5 separate regions of the Mus musculus genome follow, and all the other regions are linked to region 4. The links are chromatin loops, found by intact Hi-C in ENCODE. Cell type or tissue: left cerebral cortex. All regions are shown on one strand.

The links. Peaks named below come from ENCODE experiments on the same cell type or tissue, not always from the same donor. Only the 100,000 strongest peaks of a DNase experiment are listed, where the experiment ranks them.
Region 1: it touches region 4 in a loop (3-fold over the local background); 19 of 42 quality-filtered maps call a loop at or near these places.
Region 2: it touches region 4 in a loop (2.1-fold over the local background); 27 of 42 quality-filtered maps call a loop at or near these places.
Region 3: a loop joins it to region 4, with 6 times the contacts of the local background. A loop is called at or near these places in 36 of 42 quality-filtered maps.
Region 5: it touches region 4 in a loop (5-fold over the local background); 22 of 42 quality-filtered maps call a loop at or near these places.

What each region holds. Positions count from the first base shown.
Region 1 is chr17:12,224,091-12,229,090 of GRCm38, forward strand. It overlaps Map3k4 (mitogen-activated protein kinase kinase kinase 4), which reads right to left. Exons shown (of 27, transcript NM_011948.2): 27 at 3,531-4,030. The coding sequence ends at 4,010. Among named protein-coding and RNA genes, the nearest start is that of Gm46605, 38 kb to the right of the region's middle. In left cerebral cortex, CTCF peaks have their summits at 1,369 and 2,638 (motif pointing right); DNase peaks (open chromatin) are centred at 682, 1,462, 2,629 and 4,084; H3K27ac peaks cover 349 bases.
Region 2 is chr17:12,316,463-12,321,462 of GRCm38, forward strand. It overlaps Map3k4 (mitogen-activated protein kinase kinase kinase 4), which reads right to left and starts at 2,198. Exons shown (of 27, transcript NM_011948.2): 1 at 2,036-2,198. The coding sequence starts at 2,166. It overlaps 4732491K20Rik (RIKEN cDNA 4732491K20 gene), which reads left to right and starts at 2,391. Exons shown (of 2, transcript NR_045290.1): 1 at 2,391-2,710. In left cerebral cortex, CTCF peaks have their summits at 2,072, 2,298, 3,285 and 3,484; DNase peaks (open chromatin) are centred at 577, 1,226, 1,685, 2,445 and 2 more places; H3K4me3 peaks cover 3,657 bases; H3K27ac peaks cover 2,565 bases.
Region 3 is chr17:12,036,546-12,041,545 of GRCm38, forward strand. The region is part of intron 10 of Prkn (parkin RBR E3 ubiquitin protein ligase); the gene reads left to right. Among named protein-coding and RNA genes, the nearest start is that of Gm46604, 7.6 kb to the left of the region's middle. In left cerebral cortex, a CTCF peak has its summit at 2,828 (motif pointing right); DNase peaks (open chromatin) are centred at 745, 2,159, 2,819 and 4,166.
Region 4 is chr17:12,369,845-12,374,844 of GRCm38, forward strand. Gm41527 (a long non-coding RNA gene) reads right to left here and starts at 502. Exons shown (of 2, transcript XR_876413.1): 1 at 221-502. In left cerebral cortex, CTCF peaks have their summits at 1,673 (motif pointing left) and 2,386 (motif pointing left); DNase peaks (open chromatin) are centred at 1,736 and 2,384.
Region 5 is chr17:12,263,821-12,268,820 of GRCm38, forward strand. Map3k4 (mitogen-activated protein kinase kinase kinase 4) reads right to left here. Exons shown (of 27, transcript NM_011948.2): 4 at 86-328. Gm46605 (a long non-coding RNA gene) reads left to right here and starts at 895. Exons shown (of 3, transcript XR_001782245.2): 1 at 895-963; 2 at 2,838-2,998. In left cerebral cortex, a CTCF peak has its summit at 2,433; DNase peaks (open chromatin) are centred at 2,245, 2,705, 3,734 and 4,917; H3K27ac peaks cover 858 bases.

The DNA of each region.
Region 1 (5,000 bases), 150 kb before region 4:
GAGGAAACACCTGGGGGTGGGGAGGGGAGGTAGTGAGGAGGAAGATGAGCAGGGCTTACAGATCACTGTGTCAGCACATTCTGGGAGGTCAAACAAGGGTGACAGTGTGGGGACGCAGCAGTGCCTGCACTTGGATGGCCGGATGCACTTGCCGAGTACTTTAATCAGACCAGGAAGCTCAACTTTCAAGTCACACAGAGCGAAAGGACAGAGGATGCACTGCCTGTAATATGCCCCCTTATTCTTTACTGGGCACAGTGGGCCGAGCGGAAATAAGATTAATGAAGTGTCCAGCAGGTAAAGGCACTGCCACCAGGAGACAACGAGTTCATCATGTGTTGGAAGGAAAGAACCAGTCCCTGCAAGGTGTCCTCTGGCCCTCACACACTTGCTGTGGCACGTGTCCAGGTACCCTGCCTGTCCACATGGTCGCCATTTGCACTGCCTACTGCCTGCAAGGTGTCCTCTGGCCCTCACACACTTGCTGTGGCACGTGTCCAGGTACCCTGCCTGTCCACATGGTCGCCATTTGCACTGCCTACTGCCTGCAAGGTGTCCTCTGGCCCTCACACACTTGCTGTGGCACGTGTCCAGGTACCCTGCCTGTCCACATGGTCGCCATTTGCACTGCCTACTGCTCTACAGCAGGCCTCTTGCCACATTGCAGGGCTGAGCAGCTGCCACCAAGACCATGTGACCCACAAGCCAACCATTAGTCCCCTTCCTCTGCAGACTTCCAGGCAGACTCTGGGAAGTGTAGCGGCAGCAAACAGCCTTGGCGTTTGTGCTACGACCCATTTTCTTACTGAGAAGTTACCCTTAGACATAGGCTTGTTAAGACTGGTGGATTATTTTTAATCAGAATTTTGTCTTCAGAGTCTTCTACCCTTACAATTTTCTGAAAGATAGGTAAACCAAACCCAAAGCATATAGAAGGAAAGCAACCATAAAGATCAGAAAACAAGAGAAAATAGTAATGAAACCAGGAGTTGACAAGAGGGACAGATCTTTCTCTAATAAAGAAAGAGAAGACTCAGGAGCATAAGCAGACAGCAGCGTCTGAATAGCAAGTGTGACGGGCAGAGAGCAGATAACCATCTGCCAGGAAGCCAGAGGACTTGGTGAGGCTGAGTGGAGACCCTAACATCCATTAAAATAAAAGTCAGAACAGACCTGCAGCAAGTCCAGAGTAACTTCCAAACCACCCTCCACAGATGCTCAGCCCTGACTGAGGGCTTTGTGAGGGGGTTCTACCCAGGACCCAAAAGACAAAGAACACCAACCTGGGCCATCTCTGAGGAAACAGAGGCAGAGGCAGAGGAGATATCAGTTCACTGTAGGAAGGCTACCCTGCCCTGAGAGGGAGCCAAAACCCCAGAAATGAGAGCCACAGAGCAAAGCCCTTTGCACATCCAGAGGGAACAGTCCCCCAACTGTCATAAATGAACACTGGTGTCAAAGAAAGGGGACTCACACGACTGCCAATTAGATTTTACCCTGGAAGGAGGGACACTGCCCTTGTTCCTGGGTCACATGTCTCGATAAATGGATGGAGCCTACAAAAGCAGCAACTATAACTTTTCAAAGAGCTCAGCAAGGCCACAGGATACAAGATTGAAACAAACAAACAAACAAACAAACAAAACCACTGTATCCGCGTTCGAGTGCAATGAATGGCTGAATGTGAATTCAGATGTCATTTCCACTCACAGCACCACGAAGAGATCCATAGAGGGCAAAGATGTCTCTTCAGCAGAGAAAAAAATCTGGACCCCTGAATATTGTTTTATATAAAAATTAAAGAGCAAGAGGCCTATTTTAAGAGCTAAATGAATTGCTGGGTCGGTCTGTGGTTTCTTAGACATTCTACCACAAGTACAAGCCATCAAGAACAAGATGGTGAGTGGGCTTCTAAAAATACAAGCTTTTTTAGTTGTCATAGACGTGACAAAATAAATAAAATACCAGATAAGCCAGAAACTGGGGAACGACATCTTCATGCTACAGATTAGGTGAAGGTTTACTCAAGAGTATGCCAAAAACCAAAACTCTTGCAACTCAGCAAGATGCCAAATAACCTAATTTTAAATTTGGCAAAGTATTCAAATAGGCTTTCCCCCCAAAAGGGAGACAGTAGTGGGGCCAGCAAGACAGCTCAGTGGGTAAAGGAGTCTGCGGCCAAACCTTAGGACCAGAGTACAGTGTCCTAGGACACACATGGTGGAAGGAGAATCGACTCCAGCAATTTATCCTCTCTTGACCACATACGTGTTGCAACATGCGTATGCACTGATGCACACATGTGTGTGCACACATGGGCAATACATAGATATCCATCCATCCATAGACAAGCAGACAAGACATAGATGAATGACCATTGGGCACAGTGATTAAACTTCTCCATCAGATAAACAGAAATCAGAACTACAAGGAAGCTGGCTTCACTGTCACTAGCAAGCCTAGGTCAAAGAGGCAGCATGGGATGGAGACCCGAACGTCTCACAGTGCTGGGAGAACACGACAGGACGGTCACTTCGGAAAAAGTTTCTGAAAACACAGGCTGACACACAGCCCGGCACACTTAATTCCTAACAGATGTGAAAACATCCACACAGATGCCTGTGTGTGCAAAGCAAATATGTCACCAGGGGGCAGTCTAGCACCCACCAAGTCCAGGGACAAAAGCACGTGGCATTTGCATCTAGTGGAAGGGGAGTTGGCAGCCTTAGGATCCACCAAGCGAGAGAGGTCAGAGACCGACATCCTGCACGATCCTAACGTCTCGGGATGCCCACAGTGAGCCAATCCCAGGCAGGAAGCAGAGGCAGGGAGTGGCTGGGCTGTAGGAAGACAGGTGTGGACAGGTGGGGCAAATTCTCCTGTGGGCAACAGGCAGGCTCCAGGATTACACTGTGTGATAGCTCTAGGCTGTGGGCTCTGATAAAAGTACAGGTGAACCCTTTACATAATGTAATTTCACTTAAAATTACTTTACATAATGTAAATTCACTTAAAAGACTATAAAAGAACATCTTAAATGAAGCCCTAACGTCTGTATGGATCCTAACTGGAATTCTCAGGGCAGAAGAGACCAAGAATACTTGACAATAACGCGGCCAGGGTTGGCTGCTTGCTGTATGTCAGGAGCAATGCATGCTCTAAAGAGACCTAGGGACTAAGGGCAAGCACCAAGACCAGCGACGACAATATCCAGCTACTTCAGAGTCCTACCTGCGGAGTCAGGTTATGCTCTGAAACCATGGTGGCCGGCCTATCACAAGATCGCGGCACTGTTCCCCTTCCATACCTTAAACACTGATGTGCTGTCATCCACAAATGCCTTGGGCCACACTCAGAGCTATCCTTTGACGCACATGGCCCACGGGCTGCAGGTTAGACGCACCCAGCTCAGCGTCCCAGTGGGCAAGCTTGGCTGTGCTGAGTGGAATCAAGTGCAGGGCGGAGCGGGGAAGGGCAGACTTCTGCAGGCCGTCCTGCTCTTAAGCCGTGAGCCAGTAACAGACGCTGACTTCGCTTTCCTAAAATAAACCATTTATTGAAAAAGAACCTTTTCTTCAGCTTCACTTACGAGCCTTTGCATAACAAACCTGCAGCTTTCGAACAAGGAGGCTCCACAGTCAGAGCCAACGACCAGGAGGTTGAAATAAACGTCCCGGACACCCGGGAACACTACATGTTCTTCTGAACCCCAGGAGCTCAAAAACACTGTGCTGATGACACGGTTGGTTCTCAGTCACGAGAGGGTCGGAGGGGACAGAGGCGGTGGCCCGTGTACAGTAGTAATGGCACTTAACGTGCGGCTCCTTTAACCTCAGCACTGTCACTCAGCAGGCGACAGGAGCAGCAGAAGTGAGGCTTGTCACCCCTGTAGTCTTCAGTCCTGGGAGGTTAGGAAGGCCGCCTGCGCTGCAGTCTTTATGTAAATATTACATACAGTAGTGATCACGGGATTCTGTCCACACACTACTAGGCCACGGACTGGTTCACTTCACTCTTCATCTGTGCAAACCTGGGAGGAAGCAAGAGAATGCTGAGCCCCAGCTGGCGCAGGCACGTTCCTGTATCTGCCTGTGTCCGGATGCTTGGCCTCTGGCCCACAGGCAAGGCCGAGTGGGTCCCTGGCACCAGCCTCCGACATGTGAGGGAACTCAGACCTCCTGAATGTCTGCTCTTATGGAAGGCTGAGCTGCACACAGGACAGCTCCTTCAGGGCAATATATTTCATCGACTTCAGAGCTAAGAAGCCCTGTTCCTTCATCACCTGTCCCCAGTATCTCTTGTAGCCAGCCCACAAACGAGTCCATGTCCCGCCCGCCCACCCTGTATCGGGGACTCCTGTGCAGAGTCCTTAGCTGCGTATCGGTGTGTTCTCATCCCCTCCCAACATTCCCAATGCTGCCCCAGCAACACTTGTGTGCTGCGGCAATCTCGACTGCCAGCCCTAAGCCACAAAACACCCACCTAAAATCCCAAGCAAGTGTTTCAAACAAACGTTGATGACCTTGCCAAAGGGATGGCCTATGCCTAGGCAGCCTCAACCTGCTGTCCTTTGGCAGTGGATGCAACCTTCATATGACTCAAGGAGCCAGGTGGTGGGGCCACCGCAGACACCTCCAACCTGCTCTGCAGCCAGGCCCGTTCCAACTCCTCAGCACAGCTGAGGGCCACTCTCAGCCTGCAGTGCACCTTCCCCAGAGCGCTATCTGGCCAGGGCCACCAGCTATGTTGTTTGTTAACTGAGAGCCCTCTGCAGCTCCTGCGTCTTTTCCAGCCTTCTCTTCTATCGTCCCTACCGTCTGCTTTCTTGTGCTCCCTCAGACCTAATGCACACAAAGCTCCTCAATGGCCCTGCCCGCCCCAGGCCCTCAGGCCTGACGTCTTGTCTGCCCCTCTGCCTGGCCACCACACCCTCTCAGAGACGGACTTCTTTTTTTTTTGGTTTTTGTTTTTCGAGACAGGGTTTCTCTGTATAGCCCTGG
Region 2 (5,000 bases), 53 kb before region 4:
GCTTTCGGGGCCAACAAGTACGGGCCTGACTCCTACAGAAGACCTGTGCTCGAGCACAGCCTGCGTGATCAATGACACACACGCACAGCCGAGGAACAACAACATCAACAGCTTTATTCTGGTCTGCCAGAGAGCCACCTGGAAATGCTAGGTAACAGATTAGTGGTCGCTGGCGTGTTGGGGGGAGGCACTGAGCAGATTCGGGATGTATACGGCAATGTATGAGCCTCTTGTGAATAGGTAGGAATGTGGACCACATACAAACAGCTGGAGCTCCCTGCAACATCGCTTACCACAGATGGACAGTAATAGTGCCAGAGGTCACCCCTGCCAACTGAAGAGGAGGCAGTGTCCATTACTGCAGCAAAAAGGCAAAGCAGCAGCTTCACCAAGAGAAAAAAAAAATCTGCTCTACGCATTTGCTATTGTAAAATTAACTGCAATGTTGCTAAGAAAAATACTTCAAAGATCTCCTTGTTCTGTACACTGCTGTTCACGTAAAGTTGGATGAGGCCCATTATCCTGACCTATTTTTATTATAACAAAGAGACAGGCTCCTGGCTGGAAGGCAAGGCTGTTTATCAATAGGAAAGCAGCGTTTTGATAGCAGATTTTTATCCCTCTGCCTAACACCGCTCAAGTCCATTTTCTCCCCCGAGAACAGTTACATAGAATTATAATGTCGGGTCTGTGGGTATGAAATCATCCCTCTTCCTCGTGATAATTAAGGCACAAACTAGGCAGCCAGACTTTTGTTCATTACAAGCTGTTAATCTTTATATATGCTATTTACCTTTTGCCTCAGTTTCCTCTTACATAAAGGAGATGAATAGCAGAATTAACTCATAAGACTGTTATAAAGATTAAATGAATTAACAAAAGTAATGGCTACGTGATAAAACATTTTAAGCATTAAGTAAGGACTCACATTTATTATTTCTAAAATAACGATTAAAGGAGTAAAAATTGCTCAACAGCTCAATACATTAAGAAAATTATGAACTTTCTGAAAAAAGACTTCTAATAGCACCCTGTACTATTCCTTAAAGAAAATGCCCCAAAAGATGTCACAGAACTATCTTGAAATTAAGAAACACAATGCAGTAGCTCTCACGGCTTTGAAAAAGTAAAATTCCTCTCAGGCAACCCAGTGGTGACAAGCAAGGATGTGAATGGCTCCCGTGTTCGGGTCTCGCTACAACTATAAATTTGCTATTTCTTCAAGCAGGAAAAAGCAAAGCTATTTAACTGCCTTCTTCCTGAGGTTATAGAGCGAGACCTTAAGCCAGGAGGAGTTGTGGGAGTGTTTTCACTATAGGGGACAGGAAGCAGTCAAAGTTTATCCTGAGATGCAAAGGACTGGCATTTAAACACAAAATCAGGACACCGTGAGTTTACCCTCCCAATTAAAACTTGAGACTCTTCGTAGCAGTTAAAAGAGCTTCTACGGAGCAGAATGCAACAGATACTCTGGGTACCAAAGTTCCATCTTGGAGCTTCCTGCGGTAGCAAAGTTTCACACATAAACCCTTAGCTATTTTCGTGCGCAACACTGCATCAGGCTGTTGCTAGAAGACAGTAAAAGGATCTCTGACAAGGAACCTTGTCTGCAGTTACGTGAAGCTTCGCCCTGGGGACAGAAGGCTGGGAGGCGCGCTGCAAAGGGCTGAAGGAGCAAGGAACTGCCGAGAGGCACGTCGCCTCTCTTTTCCTGGAAAAAGGAGAAAGATGGACCACCTTCCTTCCATCCGATCACTGATCCGAGCCCGAGCGGCAGTCCGGGGCAAGCTGGGGCTGTCTGCAGCAGGGCCCCGGGGAGCACTACTGCAAAGGCCAGGGTCGCTCGGGAGCTTGGCCTCCGAGCCCGGGCAGGGGTCGCGCGGAAGCGGAGCACCGGGCTCCGCGCTGCACCGCGCCCCTCCCGCCACCGGAGGTCCGGATGCTCCGCGCCCACCTGGCGCGCAGCCGAGGACCCCACGCCCCCTTCACGCGCCACCCTGCTCCCTCCGAGCTGCAGCTGCAGCCGTGCACTCACCTCGCCGCTGGGCAGCACTCCGGATCCGGCTCGGGCTGTGGCGGCGGTGCTGGCCGCAGCTCCTCCATGGCGGCTGCAGGGGTGTCGGCGAGGGCAGGAGGGGGCACCGGCTCGGCGATGGCGTCTCTCATCCGTGCACCAAGCTTCGCATGACCGCGGCGGGTCGTCAGCTGCAGCCTGGTGCGGGAAGACCAGGAGCCGCGGGGTGAGGGAGTGACTCGACTCCGCCTCCGCCTCTAGCCCGCCGCAGGAGCCGTGCGCGCAGCGGCCATCTTGGGAACGGCGGCCGGCCGAACGCTGGGCTACGGCGGGCAGCGAGGGACACGCCTCGGCGGGCGGCTGAGTCCGCCTGGGCGGGGCGAGGCGGGAGGGAGGAGCGCACTGGCCAGTGGTAAATCAGGTGTCGCTGGGTGACCGCGGGTGGCCTCGGGAGGTCCTGAGGCTAAGGGCACAGGAGACATTTGGAGAGGTAGGGTTGTCTGGGCGAGCAGGAATGCTTCATAAACTGGAGCTCAAGGTCTCTGCGCCACTGGATTCTGCCTTTCGGAATAAGGATGATGTCACCCAGACGCCCACAGCTCTGACATGGAAGTGTGGGCCTTCTGCAGACTCAGACCATCAGAGTGACACACCAATCAGGCAGCAGAGGACGCCGTCCTCACCCAGGATCCCAAGGTTAGAAAGTGCTTTTTCAGAAACTTGCACAGTTGCTACACTAAAGAAGAAAGAAAGGGATAAAGAAGTTGTAAAGATTTGAAGTTATTAAAAGAATTGAAATAGCAGAGCATCTTTCAGTCATTCTTAGCTTGCGCAGCTTTACAGCCTTTGAGTTGCAATCATGCCTTCTGAAATCCAGATTCAGTTCAGAAATCGTATTCAGAATCAAATATGTTTGTTTCCACTTAGTTTGATTTTTTTTAAAAAAATGATTCTTTAGCTTTGCTATGTAGAGATATAAATTTTGAACAAATTTTTTTAACTGACTGAAAGAAAAAATTTCAAGGTAAGATTTAAGAGCTAAGCAAGATAAAGATACTCTGAAATCAGCTGTGTTACAGAAATGTCTCTGTAATTAAAGAGCATACTCTTGCTGTTGTTACAGTAGACTACATTATCTATAATGTCTGCCAGTGCTGGATTTCTGAGTTGACATCCCTTTCATTAATTCAACAACATGCAGTCAGTCAACAACTATTCAGTGCACATATTGCATTAGGACTTCGGGAGACACTAAGGAAGCAGCCGTGAGAAGTTGCCTAATGGAGGGAGAGAGAACAAAGCAAAACGAAGCATTCAAAGGAAATGAACTCAGTCTATCCTAATAATTTTAAAGACCCATTCATTTTCACTGAGAGCTCTGCAGAGTGTTTCCCATCTCTCTGTAATTCTGATAGTTTCGTCTCCCTCTACACTGGGCTAACCTGAGCCCTCCTTAAATTGCATATGAGGAGAGTCGATAAGGAAACCTCTGACTGCTGCCAGGAAGTGAGCCAATGGGCACACTGCTTCCCACTCATAAAACGCTGAACACAAATCAGCCTCAGGAAGAGCCATGACTTTTTTTTATCCTTCATTGTCTACTGGGTACCGCATATTCTAGAAGGAACTAAAGACATTTACATCATCTCATCGTACCACTCGATGTGCATAGAGACCTAGATTACTTGATACTAACTCGGTTTGTGTGCAGGGCCTTTTTGCCTCAACATACATAGATAGACTAGCTGATTCACAATGGTCTTTCTCAGCAGCACTCTCCGGTGCCTCCAGGGTTCCAGGCCAGAGACCTCAGCATCCTCCGCTTACTCTCAGAGCATTTCTTTACCTCTAGACTGTTGGCTCCTTTGGAGCAGAAACCATTCTTTGGACCTACGTGTCACCCAGTCACCAAGTGTCAGGAGCCCAGGGCTTAATACATGGTAGGAACCTAGCAAATACTGTTATGGAGGCGTTAAAGACAAGCCACCTTAGAACATGGCAAATGGTCACCTTGCTAACTTCACTCTTAAATGGCTTCAGAAGGAGCCACTGGCCTACCTTCTTGCATGCGACAGGATGTAAAGGTTCTTTGGGGAAGGGCCACCTCGAAGAGCCATGCTGGAAGATGCCCTTGATCACTGGAGACTGGTAACTGAAGATTCTGTAAACCTGAAAAAGCAAACTCCAAAATAATTGTTATTTTGCTGTAGGCCCACATCCACACCATCTCTCTCTTTCTGAGTAGCACCCCTAGAATTTAATATACTCTCAGATACCTATTGTTCCTGACACTTCTTCACAGAGTTAGGGTTCTTTGTCTAGAATGTGTAATAAGTATCATGATATGGTTGTTTCTTTGAATTTTTTTCTTTTGGGAAGATCCTAGAAAATTAATAAAAACTGCATAGAAAGGAAGAAGGGAAGAAAGAAAGAAAGAAAGAAAGAAAGAAAGAAAGAAAGGAAGGAAGGAAGGAAGGAAGGAAGAAAGAAAGAAAGAAAGAAAGAAAGAAAGAAAGAAAGATTTTGTGGCTCAAGGAAGGAAGGAAGAAAGAAAAGAAAGAAAGAAAGAAAGAAAGAAAGAAGGAAAGAAAGAAAGAAAGAAAGAAAGGTAGATTTTGTGGCTCAGCTCTTGCTATCCTCAGGTTCAGAAAGAAAGATAGATTTTGTGGCTCAGCTCTTGCTATCCTCAGGTTCCTCTGTCCACCTGAAGAGCCCACAGAAGAGATAGGGAACATTCATTGGGTTGTGTGTTGTTTCTACACTAGTTACTCCTAGTGTTATTTAGATTTCCACCTATAGATTAAAATTACCATTTATCAGATGTTCTTAACAATAGTGTCATCAGAGTCTATGAAAATCCTTTCCCCATATCTTCGAGAATGAATTCACATAGCCTCTGTTGCTTTTTGTTGTTGTTGTTGTTGTTTTGTTTGTTTTTTGGGGTGTTGTTGTTGTTGTTGTTGTTGTTGTTGTTGTTTTGAGTCAG
Region 3 (5,000 bases), 330 kb before region 4:
GTGTGGGGGCAACAACTACATGGGTGTGTTCCTGACCATTGGCTGCGTCGTTAACGGGTCAGCTACCTCCAAGTGTAAAGCGGCTCACCAAGCCATCTCAGGCTGTTGTGGAGCGTTCTATACCAGGAACATAATCAAGAATGAATGTGTCTTTCCACAAGGTGTCATGGATTTAACAACAGCATTTTGTCCCCTGATGATATACCATAAGCTCATTTGTTCTTTTAATTGTTTTATTGTTGCTGGTTTGGTTGGTTATTTTTCAAGACATGGTTTCTCTGGGTAGTCCTGGCTATCCTGGAACTCACTCTGTAGACAAGGCTGACCTCAAAGGAACTCAGAGACCCTCCTGCCTCTGCCTCCCCAGTGCTGGGACTAAGGGCATGCACCACCTGGCTTTTGTTTTGTTTTGTTTTATGACAGGGTCTCACTGTGTAGCTCTGGTTATCTTGAACTTGCTGTGTAGACTAACTCACAGAGATCCCCCTGCCTCTACCTCCTGAGTGCTGTTATTAAAGGTGTGTAGCACCATGCCTGTCTTAGGATGTTTTATTGCAATCTTAATTCCTAACAGGAACTTGCATCACCCAGCATGCAGGAAATCTACCTATCTCTGAGTATGTGGATGCACAGCATGGCTTACAGAATGAGTAGGAGTTAAAGAGGCTGCCTGGGAGCTCTGGTTACTGAAGTGGGGTGGTGAGCGTGCTGTATTGGTAAGATAACAACCGCAAGCCTACCGCAGAAGCTGAGTACAAAGATGAAGTCAGCTGCAGGGATGGAAGGAAAGGACTGGGTGTGGTCCACACGGGCAAGCAGGACAGGCAGAGCACAGGTAAGTAGGCTGTGTCAACAGTGGGGCACCAAGGTGAAATGAAGCCCCAAGGATAGTCCAGAGTTCTCTGTCCCACGGTCCTTAATGAATACTCTGGGTATTAGAGGCGTCTTAGTTAGGGATTTACTGCTGTGAACAGACACTAAGACCAAGGCAACTCTTATAAGGACAACATTTAATTGGGGCTGGCTTACAGGTTCAGAGGTCCAGCCCATTATCATCAAGACAGGAGTGTGGCAGTGTCCAGGCAGGCATGGTGCAGGAGGAGCTGAGAGTTCTACATCTTCATCCGAAAGCTGATAGCAGAATTCTGACTTCCAGGCAGCTAGGATGAGAGTCTTGAAACCCAAGCCCACAGTGACACACCTACTTCAACAAGGCCATGCCTACTCCAACAGGGCTACACCTTCTAATGTTGCCACTCCCTGGGGCCAAGCATATACACACCATCACAAGAGGATAGATGGCCCTGGGGCCCTTGCCATCCTGTATCCACGCTGTATGAGGTGGAGGCAAGGAGTTACACATTTTTCTTGGTCTGGCATGTATACCTGTTTCATTCTCAGACTTTGTTCCCAGATCAATATAATTTTTTCTTTTATTGAAAATAGATGTTTATTTCACACATCATATTCTAATTATGGTCTCCCCTACCCTACCCCTCCCAGTCCCTTCCTCGCCTCTCTCCTCCAGTCCGGATCCGAACCCTCTCTGTCTCATCTTAGAAAACAGACAGGCAGCCTGGTGGTGGTGGCACACGCCTTTAATCCCAGCACTTGGGAGGCAGAGACAGGCGGATTTCTGAGTTCAAGGCCAGCCTGGTCTACAGAGTGAGTTCCAGGACAGCCAGGACTATACAGAGAAACCCTGTCAGAAGACAGACAGGCAGGGCTGGAGAGATGGCTCAGTGGTTAAGAGCACTGACTCTTCTTCCAGAGGTCCCGAGTTCAATTCCCAGCAACCACATGGTGGCTCTCAACCATCGGTAATGGGTTCAGATGCCCTCTTCTGGTGTGTCTGAAGACAGCTACAGTGTACTTAGATATAATAATAAATAAGTCTTAAAAAAAAAAAAAGAACTCATGACCTTTGGAAGAGTAGTCAGTGCTCTTACCCACTGAGCCATCTCTCCAGCCCCCCTAACTTCATTTCTGTTGGCTCTCTACTACCGGGCATGGGGCAGCCTACCTTTAAGAGTGTTTTGTTTCCCCAGTGAGACTGCCTCAGAAAAGACGAATTTCTCATTTGTCAGTGGCCATCACTTGGAGATAGCTTCTGGGTAAGGCGTGGGAGTTTGTGTCTGCTTATCTCAGCTCTAGGGCTCATTCTGGCGCAGACCAATGCACGCTGCCCCTGTCTCTAAGTTTGTATGTGCACCACCAGCCCTACTGGGTCCCTGAAGCCCTGATTCCTTGGTGTCCTCCATCCCCTCTGGCTCCCACACTCAAGGGGAGAGATGTGATGGAGGGGTCCCTTGTAGGGCTGAGGATCCCCAGGTCTCTCACTCCGTGTATGGTCTGGCTGTGGGTCTCTGTTTGTTCCCGTCTGCTGCAGGGTAGGGGAGCATTTCTGATGATAACTAAGTAAGGTGTTGTCTGCTTCCCTGACCTGGGGGCTCGCAGGGAGTCCCTGGTATGATTTTAATACACCCATGTGCCCTAGTCTCAACTCTCCTACGGTTTTTGTACAACACGTTCCACCAATAGTAGAAAGAAAGGCTCTCATCTTCATCACCAAAAGTGCTGTTGCAAATTGCGTTGTAAAGTGTGTTTCTGGAAATCTGGAACACAGGCAGATTGTAGCACCAGTCCTCAGCCAGAAACTGTAAGTCCCCACCACCACCCTCTGATGGTTTTTTAATTCAAAATGTAGCATGCACTCATTCTTCCAAAATAATCGTGAGAACACACTGAAAATAACAAAGCTGAGCCCCACCAGTTTTGATCCGTTCAGTTCCTGAAAGGTGCTGTTCCACTGCTCACCAGCAGGGGGCGCGACACTCACAGCAGACGCCTGCAGCCTGGGAAGTTTGACTCAGCACTGGGAAGGGCTGTGCAGAGGGGAAGTTTTTGCCTCGGTGACCAGTGAGGGCCAGGCGTTGGATTACTTTGAGGAAGGTGAAATTTAAAAGCTACCGCTCACCGGAAGAGAACCTTCCTGGAGTATGCCAAGCATCTCAGTAATGCCTGGCTTTGACCCTTTTTTAGGATTAGAAGATATTTGTCCGATTTATTTTCTAACCCAGGCGGATTACAAATAAATTTTCTAAAATATGGGGAGAGCCCTTGTGTGGGTCTTCTCTACTTCTGGTAGCTTACACGCACATTAACAGCGTCTCCTAGCCGCTAATTTGAGCTGGAAAAGCCACTAATTTGCTTTTAAAAGCTTCATTGCGGGGGCTGGGGGTGGGGGGGGGGACACGACGGACGGGGACGGGGGACGAGGGAGTTGGGAGGGGCATTGATTTACCTGTATCTGTAAGAGGCCTTAAGACCTATCAAGGCCTCAACAGTCTTTACCATCACTGCAAATTCCCAGTCTTAACATCCCTGTCTCTATCTATACGCTAGAAATGAGGGTGACCATATCAACAGTACAACCAAAGGAGGAAACACAGACGAAGTCCGCAGTCCTCAGGGAGGGCTCAATCTGTGTGTGTGTCTCTCTCTCTCACTTCCTCCCAACAACAGTCACAGAGGCCAGTGGTGTTGTTATCACACTTCTGCAGGTGAGAGGAGCCCAAGGTCATTAGCAAAGGGTGAATGAAAGCCAGGCACAGGAGCTGAGGACTGGTGAGATGGCTCAGAGGTTAAGAGCACTGAATCCTCCTCCAGAGGACCTGAGTTCAAATCCCATAGCTACAGTGTAAGAAAGCAAGCAAGCCAGTCAGGCATGACCCTCCCAAGGCAGCTCCTAGCCATAACTCATGATGTAGACACTCAAATCGGCCACTGGTAGGTCCCTAGGGTTGCACAAGAAAGCATCTGTCCCTTTTTGGGTCATAAGTTGTCTTTTACATGCTGACACTCCACCTCTTTCTATACCTAGATATTTATACAAAAACCTATACCTAGGTATATAGGCACATGTAAAGAAATTTTGGTATAGAAAGGGGCATATACAGAAAGGTATATACATGAGAGAGATGTATTTATTTATTTACCATAGAAGAAATTCTATTGTTTTTTTCAGGTATAAAATATGTAAGAAAACTCGTTTCTCCCACGTTAGCTCATCTCCACTGTGTGGGCGGGGGCACACACATACACACACTCACACACACACTTCTAATTAGCTGCCTTGTCATGCAGCCCCTCTGTGACCCACGCTTCATATTCTGTGTGGACCTGAGACAGTGCTGAGTCACAAGACTGTCTGCTCCTAGCAACAGAACACCAGTTCTTGCTTTACAGCTTGGTGGCAGGGGACTGTACGCTGGGGAGAGGAGAATACTACCCTACTCACAGTGTTATTCCCCACACAAACAAGACTCCAGAAGGAGGATACTAACATCCAAGCCTCTTGCCCCTCACAACACAAGCAGCATGGTTTAAGGATTCTGTTTCGTGTACCCTAGTACAGACCCACCCACCGAATATGAACCTCTAGGGTGTGAGCACATAGCCCTGCATTATCTAAAAGCAGCCAGCCTCTGGTTGAGACCAGTCCAGAAGGATTTTTGTTTTGTTTTATTTCATTTGTTTTTGTTTTGTATTGTTTTTATTTTGAGACAGGGTTTCTCTGTGTAGCCCTGGCTGCCCCAGAACTAACTCTGTAGACCAGGCTGGTCTCAAACTTAGAGATCCTCCTGCTTCTGCCTCCTGAGTGCTGGGATCAAAGGTGTGCGCCACCACATTGGCATTGACCGTGGCTCAGGATGCAAAGCAAAGATGTGTCCACCTCTGTGGGAATTCCCCGGGCATGCTAGCATGTGCGTGGAAACTTCTCTCAGTGTCATGGGAGCAGCAGCAGAAATGGAATCCCAAACGCTCTATGGCTCCTACTGACCAGGGTGGAGAGAACAAAGACTGGCTGTAACATGAGAGAGTTCAGGAGGACCCTTTGGGGTGACTCTTGCTGAAGAGAAAGGTAGGCATGTGGTAGATACAGCAGAACAACCAGGCATGATAAGGTAGGAAAGGATGCTGAGTCTGGCAGTCCACTT
Region 4 (5,000 bases):
CACAGTGAGCTGGGCCCTCCATCTCAATTAACAATCAAGTCAATTCCGTGCTGACGTACACGATTGGGCAACCCCTCAATTGAGACACCCTTGTTAGGTGATGCTCTGTCAAGGTAACAGTTAAAGCTAGGTAGAGCAGTATCTATTGCCTTTGACATTGGACTTGGGATGCTAAGAACGTATCCACAGCCTGAGGCAGAAGCTGCAAGAGGACACTTACCTGGAAGACTGGGTAGGCAGAGGCAGCATAGCCCACTATACTGGCTTCCTTGTGTTCTTGTTTTGATTTTTTTCCCTCTCTTCTTAACCCACCCTTTATCTCGGCATTAGACCTAATCCTGAAGGACCCAAACACGGAGTTCTTCTCCAAACCTTCTTCTCCTAGACTTGTCATTATTTCAAGGATTTCGAGTACCAAGCTTTCTCATCAACAGACTGACTCTCATTTCTAGCAGACTGTAGGCAGTGCCTGCTGGGGTCCAGCTCCAGGCTTCTGTTAGGATGAGCTCACTCAGCACCTGGAGAAGAGAAAGCCCAACCCTGTAGTATAACATGTGACTGTCCTGCTCCTACTTGCCCTGAAGGGTGTGGACACTAGCTGCCCTGTGGAGAACTGTGGGAGGGAGGGAAAGGAAGGAGGAAGGACCACCTGCCTGTAAAGCCCAGATACTGCAGGAATGCAGACAGCTGCAGCTGTGGCCAGCAGCTTCTCTCTCACCAGCAGAAGTGTAAATACCAGAACTGGTCATGTGCTTGCACCAACTCTAAAGGAAATGCAGGGACAAAAAGGTGGTGGCGCACGCCTTTAATCCCAGAACTCGGGAGGCAGAGGCAGGCAGGCGGATTTCTGAGTTCGAGGCCAGCCTGGTCTACAAAGTGAGTTCCAGGACAGCCAGGGCTACACAGAGAAACCCTGTCTCAAAAAGACAGGAAAAAAAAAAAAAGACAGATGCAGATACTCACAGCCAACCATCGAACTGAGCATGGGGACCCCAATGGAAGAGTTAGGGGAAGGAATGAAGGAGCTGAAGGGGATGCCAACCCCATAAGAATAACAACAGTATCAATTATCTGGACCCCTCAGAGCTCCCAGAGTCTAAACCACCAACCAAAGAGTATGCACGGGCCGGTCCCATGTAGCAGAGGACTACCTAACCTCACCTGGCATCAGTAGGAAGGGAGGCACTTGGTCCCGTTGGAGGCTTGATGCCCTGGAGAAGGGGGATGTTAGAGGGTAAGGCAAAAGTGGGTAGGTGGAAGAGCAACCTCTTAGAGACAAAGGGAGAGGGGATGGGATGGGGGGCTGTGGAAGGGAGGCTGTGGAAGGGAGGCTGGGAACGGGGATAACATTTGAAATGTAAACAAATAAAATGATTAATAAATTTAAAAAAAGAATTTACTATTAAAAAAATCAGTTGCATTAACCATGCCTCAGTGACGTCAAGCAGCAGATAGATAGGTCCATGACCTTCTAAAACTGCAAAACTTGGGTTAATACCAGCTGAGAGACCAGTCAGAATGATATTTTCTAGTTCCATCAATTTTGATGACTTCATGAACTTTGTAGGCAGATGCAACTGATTTGTAACCTGGAGTTTCCAGTAGCCTGGGCTGCAGGAAAAAAAAAAAAAAAAAAAAAAAAAAAAAGAGTGATTGGCGCCCTCTGTCGGCCACTGTGGTTATATGCTTTTGTTTTAAAAATCTCTCATTGGTCTTTCAGAACGTGTAACATTTCCAAACCATGGGTGGCTGAGGATAGTTTGTAAATGACCTAAAGAAAGGGGGGGGGGGGGAGTTGTTCTTTGACGTAGCAATAGGTTTCCTCAGCTCAGCCAGCTCCTCTCTGGGTTGGATTTAATTCAGAGTGCGTCAGAGGAAGTACCTCCAGGAACTGGGGTCTCTCAGAGGACGTGGTTTTGGGATAATGTTCTGCAAAGCCAAGCCCTTGAGGCGAGGCAACATTTCCACATTGTGTGGCCTAAACTTTTTCCCTCGTGATTTTCCACACTTTGCAAAAGGAACAAGTCTCCTCAGAGGGAGGCTCGCCACGAGATGTTGCCTGTTTGTTGACTTTGCCTATGAAATGGACGTTGCTGATGGCAAACATGATAGACAACAAAGGAACCCAGAGAGGAGCACATTCACTTTAGCAGGTGCACCTTCACATCCTGTATAGATTTGGGGACATAGGATGGAAATAGTCTGTAGTATGACTCCTCCTAGAATTTAGCTCCCATTGGACTACATTCCTGTTAACACCAGAAACAACCACCACAACCTCAAATCAAATCAAACGAAAGAACTCTGCAAGCTGAGAGCGAAACATCCAAAGGCAAATACACACCCAGGCAAGTTCGGTCATCTGCAGTCTAGAGTAGGTCACACGCCCCCTGGTGGTCCACAGTGAGCATAGTAGGCCATGGACACTGGCTTGAATTCTTCTCTTTCAGTACTTTGCTTGGGTTTGCCCCTCTGGGCTTCCAAGGGTTCAACAAACAGTGTAGGTACTTGACAAGTGCTTGGCTGAGTCTTGACACAGATGTCTAGGGTAGCAATGTGGCTGGAGTGGTCTGCAGCAGCAAGGCTCGGGAGTGAAGGGCATGGATGACGGTGATGCTCGCTGGCTGTGCGACCTGGGACAAGTTACTGACTCTGTTAGAGGCTCATCGCTCTCAGTCAGTACTTGTGAATTATAAACTTAGTACTCCCTTCATGGTTGCAGGATGACGATTAAACCAAATCATACACAGCACAGGGGCCAGCGTTATCACTGTACCCGCCCCAGAGGTCGATGTGATGGTTAAAGGGAATCCCTTAAAACCTGGGTTTTGGGGTCAGATCGTGGCTTGGCTGGTTTCCACAGGCATGGCTATGGGTGAGTTTCTGTGCCTTGACCTCCAAATTAGCAGGAAATAACAGGAAGGAGAAAACCCTGGAGAATAACTCATGACATAGCACAGCTGGTGTGTGCAACGTGGAGAACAGGTTTGCAGGATGCTGCCGTCAATATGGCTTCTCCTGGCAGAGAGCCAACAAGTCTGCCACACCTAGTAGTTCTCTCTCTCTCTCTCACACACACACACACACACACAATTTATTTTCGAGACAAGGTGTCATTGTATAGCCCTAGCTAGCCTGGAGCTTATTATATAGACCATGCTAGCTTTGAACTCACAGAGATGTGCTTTCCTCTGCCTCCTGAGTGCTGGGATTAATGACGTGCTCTGCTATACCAGGCAATTACCACTATTTTCAAGATAATGGAATGCTTAAGTTAGCCACTAATAAAATCCATATCTAGGTCACTTTACCTAGTAATGACTGTGACCTTGAAGAGCTTTTTATACCCTGGACTCCTCTTTTGGGAGTAAGAGTCCTAGTCTACGGCTTGACCTTCAAAGTGCTTGACACCAATAAGGCCACGATTCTGAAGATTTGACCTGTAGCCGGTGGGGGGGGGGGAGGAGGAATTTTAAGGGGGCCATTAAGAAAGTTAACTTATTCTTTCCCAATTTCATGCATGTGTATAGTACATCCTGGTCATGTTTGTCCCCCGCTTACCCTCTACCTATGCCCGTGAGTTCCCCTGCCACCAAGCCCCTCTCCCTCCCACTTTGACAACTTTTTGCTTTGCCTTTCTTTCCCTTTGCTTTGTGTCCCACTGTGTTCAACCAGGTCTGTCCTTGCGCATGGACAGTCCCCGCTGAAGCACCAGGGAGAGCTGGGGCCGTCATCGATCAGATGAGCAAGGAAGCTATGTAGCCACCATCTACATCTGAGCCTTGGCATGTGCTCAGGTTTCTTTCGTGCTTCTTCTTGTCTGTGTCCCCCACATACTGTGACATAAGATTTCTTTTTATCTTAATGAGTTTGAGGAGCAAGGAAAGAGAGATGGCTTGGCTTTCTTCCCCCCTGTCAGGGACTTTTTTTTTTTTTTTTTTTTGAGATGAGTGGACTTCAAGAATAACCTAGTTAAGGAAATGCTACCTCACTGGATGTCAAAGGAGTCCTGTAGGCTGATTTAGAAGGTGTCTCCTCAGAGATTATATTTTAACCACTGTGCTAACTGGGCAGCCTGTTATCTCCTTCCAGGAGGTGAGGGCCGATAAGATTCTTTCTCATTGCATGGTCTTGGGGGCTGAGGAACAAAAGCTGGGGACACACAGCTGCCGCCAGATAATTAGAACAGGTTCTGAAGGCATTTCCTAAACCAACCTGGCAAAAGCAGGATGTTACCACCAAGGGCAGGACAAACTGGTCAAAAACCTCAAGGCTGAAATTCACTCTCTCTCTCTCTCTCTCTCTCTCTCTCTCTCTCTCTCTCTCTCTCTCTCTCTCCCGTGTGTGTGTGTGTGTGTGTGTGTGTGTGTGTGTGTGTGTGAGATACTGCACACATAGAAATCACAACCTTGGGTGCCGAGTCTCTCTACCCATCTTCTCTGAGGAGACTCTTTTGAGTGCTGCTGCATGCTTCAGGCTAACTGGCCCACTGAGTTTCTGGGAATTCTTTCCTGACCTCCCATCTCATCTTAGAAGCGTCTGTGTCTGGCTTCATGTGGGTTTTAGCGATCCAAGCACACAGGCCTTTGTACTTGGGTAGCAAGTGCTTTACCCACCTTGCCATCTCCCCGGGAGCCCTGTGGTTTATGTTGAAATGACAGGTCTTATTGGGGCCCATCAGAGACCTCATGGGGAGGGAATGTCCTAGAACAACAACTCCCACTTGACAGAGCCTGGAGCAGGCGGAGGGTAGAACTCAGGTGTGAAGTCGCTGGCAGGTGTAAACCTCAGGCCAGTGACACAGGTTACCTGGCCACAGCCTCAGCCTCAGGTGGGACTGGAACCCCATCTCCCCATCTGACTAAGTTACAGTTTCTATTGCTGTGATGAAAGCCATGACTGAAAGCAACTTGGGGAGGAAAGGGTTTATTTTGCCTTATACTTCCATCACTGAGGGAAGTCAGGCCAGCCACTGAAGCAGAGATAACGGAAGAATGCTG
Region 5 (5,000 bases), 110 kb before region 4:
GCAGTAACTAAGGGAGAAAACGGTGAAAAGGCAGGCAGGAGTAATGCAGCCACAACTGCCTGTCTAAGCAGTGTTAGACACAAACCTGTTTGATACTCAAGAGGGAAGGCTCCCCGGCAGGCCTCTGTTCCAGCCGCAGCTTCAGGCACTCGTGGATCACGTTCAGCAGGACCCGACAGAGCACCAGGAAGGCGGGCTCAAAGGAAGGCAGGTCCATGGCTCTCAGTTCTTCCCAGGACACAGCGCTACACTTCTGCTCTGAGGAAGGAGGTGTTCCCGACAACTGCACATAATCCGAGCCCCACATGGGACCTGGAAAGTCAGAGAACTGTGGCAAAAGTTTAGGACAGGATTAAAGCCGTGCGCAGGACCTGGCCTGAAGCTGTACTTATAAGTGTTGCTACAACCTGCTGACATATCTACAAAGTTCTCGTTCTAAAATGAAAAGGATGGCCATCAATTCAACATGTGCACAGAGCCCCCAGTCCTAGTGACATGTTACACATAGTGCTATCTACAACTATGGATGGAGAAACCAAGGAGTTGCTAAAATTACAAGGAAAGAGATTACAAAACTCCTATTACTTCTATGTGAGAATAAAAATCAGAGTTCAGCCAACCTTGCATCCACTCAAGAGTCACACTTTCTGATGTTGCAGAAGACAGCTTCCCCCCACTCCCCACCCCTACAGCTGCCCTCAGTCACCCGTCACCTCATGCTGCCTGGGAGTCCCTCAGTGTCCTTAGCCATTCCTTCGTCAGCTGCCCCACTTAAACTATTAAGCTTTTCCCCAGAAAGCAGGAGATCTGGAGCTTTCTCACCTTATTCTTAAGCCTCGGACACCACCACCACCACCATCACCACCACCATCATCACCACCACCACCACCACCACCACCACCACCACCACCACCAGCAGCAGCAGCAGCAGCAGCAGCATTAAAAACCCTGACCTTTTCCTAGGTAAGATCATCAAAGTTTGAAAGCCTCAACTTTCTGCATCTCCAATTATAGCTTGTTCTGCATCTGTGGCATCTCTGGTCACCTTTAGTCACCTTGGGGACTCTCTACTGTTCTCCATCACATCCGGACACACTCAGAGGACTCTCCAGATAACATCTAAACTATAGCCTTAGCCAGCACCTAGGGGAATCCATGTTTGCTACAGGCACAGACTCCCCTGACCCTTTCGACGCCACCTCCCCATCTACCAACTACCTACCTCCTGGCCTAGCTCCTGCCCTTGCCTAGCTCCTGCCCTCCGGAGTGTCCTCATCTCTCCTCACTGCTCCTACACAGAGTCCTCTGGCCCTTGCGCATCTCCATGTGCTGACCCTGGCACAGGCTGCTTGCTCCTCTAGGAGTTTTCCTAATACGGCCTAATTTCCAAGACACCTGTGATACCTTTCTAAGGATCTCCTTCACCCTACAGCATGCCACGCACACTATCCCTCAAGTTCATTTTGTCAGCATAGAAATATCATAGCTCAATGACTGGGCAGTGTGTGTGTTTGTGGAGGGGATCAATGCTCAAAAGTCAGAAAGTCTGGCTCTGGGTTACTTAATTAGCTATGTGGTTCTGAAAGCTTGTCTTAACCCAAGCTGGACCCTTCTAGTTGACACTCGGTGCTGCACTAGTCCCTGTGAAGACCATGCCCTCTTACTTAGCCCCAAAGCCCAATATCCGCACAGACACTGACCACACCAGCCATGAAGATCCGGTAAGACTTTACGCTGCACTGTGACCATCCTGCTGTTCCTCACAGGCCAACCCCTGACAAATGACACTGTCTTCAGGTGGAGGCCGGAATGCCCACCTCTAGGGGTTTTCTGTGGCTGCCTCGGGGAGCATGTTTCTCACAATGCATGCTTGGTTACTCGGTCGCATCCACCACTGCACACTGAGCTCCCTGGTAAACCACCAGGTCTGAGAAGAAGACCCTTTACCTCCAGTTAATTAGGATCGGCCAATACTCCGGTCAGCATGTGCATTACAGCGATGCTAAACCAACCTTGACCAGTAAGTTAATGGTGAACACCTTGATTCTCCAGCTCCCCCAATAGCACCAGCAAACAACTGACTCCCTGAACTCCTGTTATCAATAAGTCTCTGGTTCTCAGATCTGCTACTGTGCTGCTAGAGGACGCCATCACAGACTGAAATCCCTATGGCGCCTAGCAGACAGCAGACACTAGGCGGATGGGAGGGGCCGGGCGGATGGGAGGGGCCGAGCGAACAGCTCTTATGCTATTGGTCAGCTTCAGCTACAGACAGCAGTTCCTGGGTGGGAATGAGGCCTGGTGTTCAAAGAGAAACCTCCAAGGCAGAGTTTCAGAGGAACTCCTCCCATTTAAAATATTAACCCCTAAGTTAAAAGGCAGTACTATGCATGCATACGTATAGGTATGTTATCATTAAAAGCATGGGAGACAAAATGTTAACTCTAGGAGGCAGCAGAGCACAGCCAAGACAGACATAGCTTAGCCAGACTTCATGTCCTGGTGCTGGTACATGCAGTCCATGCGCCCCTGACCTAATTACTTGGCTCTCCTCCTCCTTAGGCACGGGCCACTGTTCAGCCAGTGGCTGCTGTGGCCTGTCCCCAACAGTGGGGCTGCTCTGCTGTCACCACGGGATCCAAGCGCTCCCTGCGACTTCCAACTCCCATCTTACTGTCAGGTCTGATTCAGCTGGCTCACAGCTGTCAAAGCCATGTGGCATAGCTTCCCCCACATAAATCTGTTTTAAAACAGAAACCCTCTAGGCAAATGAGCAAGCGTGTGCTTCTGAGGCTGTCATTAAACCAGAGCTCTTGTAACTTTACTTATGAAATCAGACAGGCAATGACTGGAACAAACGACTTGGCCCCGGCAGCTTCATGGTAGCAGGAAGATTACCACGCCCTCCTCGGAGCCTGGGGTGGCTGGCGAATACCTGCACTGTGCGAGCCATTGGTCCTGCATTCCACACAAGGTTTGCTCTCCGGGATGGGCAGAGGTATGTGTATTTTTAAAGCTCTTCGGATAATGCTGATGTGTAGCCTGGCCTAGAAACCACTGGTCTATTTTTAAGTCTGGTAGCTCAGACTCCCCCAACAATCCACAACACAGTGACTCGGAGGTTACTCCTCTCTAAGCCAGTTTCCTCAGGGGTAAACTGGAGCAGTGAGCCTGTCTAGCACCTGGTGAGTCTAAGTGGCAGCTTAGTCTCCAATGCCGTGTCCACAATAAACAGCCTCTTCAGGGTTTCCTGTGTCACAGGAAAGACTGGCAGAGTGTTTAACCTTCAAAGACAAACAGTACTTTATTGGCCATTAAACATAATTACGTAATTTCTAATGCAAGAAATTAATTAAGACAGTAACCAAGCACTTTCTTGGTATTTGTGATAATATGGCAAAGGCAGTCGAGCAGTGTTAGTATCTTATATACTACACTAAAATACATGCAACCTCACTGAGGAGCCCTGGGAAAGTGGGGGGGGTGGGGGGGGGGCTAAAAGACAGGCAAAGAGGTGGTGCCACACCAGCACCACAGCAAGGGTACTGCTCCTGTTAAAGGGCGATGGACAGGTAATTAGAGACCCTGTGCACACAAAAGACACCCGCAGGCTAGCCCATAAGCAGTAACACAGCGGCAGCCATGCTCAGTCCCTGGTGGGCAGGCCAGAGGCACTGAGCTCACAGGCAGCATCTACAGAAGGGCAGGCACTGGAGACTGAGCACTGGCACGTTCAGCTGGCCTAGCCTGCTAGTGGGAAATAGTAATCAGACACACTCGGCCGCAGGAATTCAGATCATAGCAAGGTGAGAGGTACCAGAGGGTCCTGAGGTCCAGGTAGGTTCCACACAAAGGAGGAGGGAACCAGAAGATAACCGAGAAAGACCTCAGGTACACAGGGTGGACGACTGGAACGTCATCCATTTCTTCCCTCAGACATTATACTGTCCTGGCTTCAGGGGAGATCCTGCTGGCATTGTGAGTCTGCCTCACGGGCTTAAATACATGATGACCTGAGAGTCTCACACAACACTCTTTCAGACCACAGGCGATGGGGTCTGGGTGTGTCCTGTGGAGACCAGTCTGCAGCCCGAGGGAGTGACAATCACTGAATTCAAACAGGCCATTAACATGGATGCTGCTCAAGTTATTAAATAAAGACAACAGACGATTTCTAGTTTGCAATTTTTTTAAACAATAAATACAATAAAGCTTTAGGAGAAAAGTACTTTGTAAAGCACGCTTCCGAAGGTTTACTAAAGATTACTGACTGACACTGCTTAGAAGTAATTTAATCATAAGAAATAAAGATATAAAGTCAAACAAGAAAAAACAAAATATCACAAATAAATGTTACTTCTTTTCTATAAAGCCCTTCAATGAGATCAGCCAGAAACTGCAAGAGCAGAATGCATAACAGCCATGCACTCTGCCCCGTCAGCTGCACGAGCCATCTGGAGGCTTCCACTAGTGATGCAGGAGCACACAGGCCTGTGTACTGTTGGAGGGGCTGGGCTATCCCAAGTCCACTTTACTCCCAAGCCTCAAATGCCTCCAAACCATTATTAGGAAGAGACTAAAGATAAAACGACATTTTAAAAACGAACAAAAGCCCACATTGACTTACACCTGGCTTTGATGGGAGAAAAAAAAAATAACATAACAATAATCCTAAAAATATAGGAGTTTGTATGTGATACATAGATTTTACCATATGAGGATCTGTTGAGGCTACGTTAACTCTGTGGGTAGATGGGAACACACTATTACACACATCTCCCAAGACTGGGAGCAAAAGGACGAGTCAGTGGTGAGGTCAGTCACTCTGCTCTGGAAACGGGGCCCGGCTAGCGGACCTCAGAACCAGGCTCTGGACAGCTGCTCACACAGCTGCGGGTGGCACGCAGCCCTCGGGCCACCTGCTTCTGGGTGCTCAGCAGAGTGCAACCTTCCGTCCCTCTTGCCCTCTCTTCTCAGCCTGCTCTCCTCACACTCTGGGC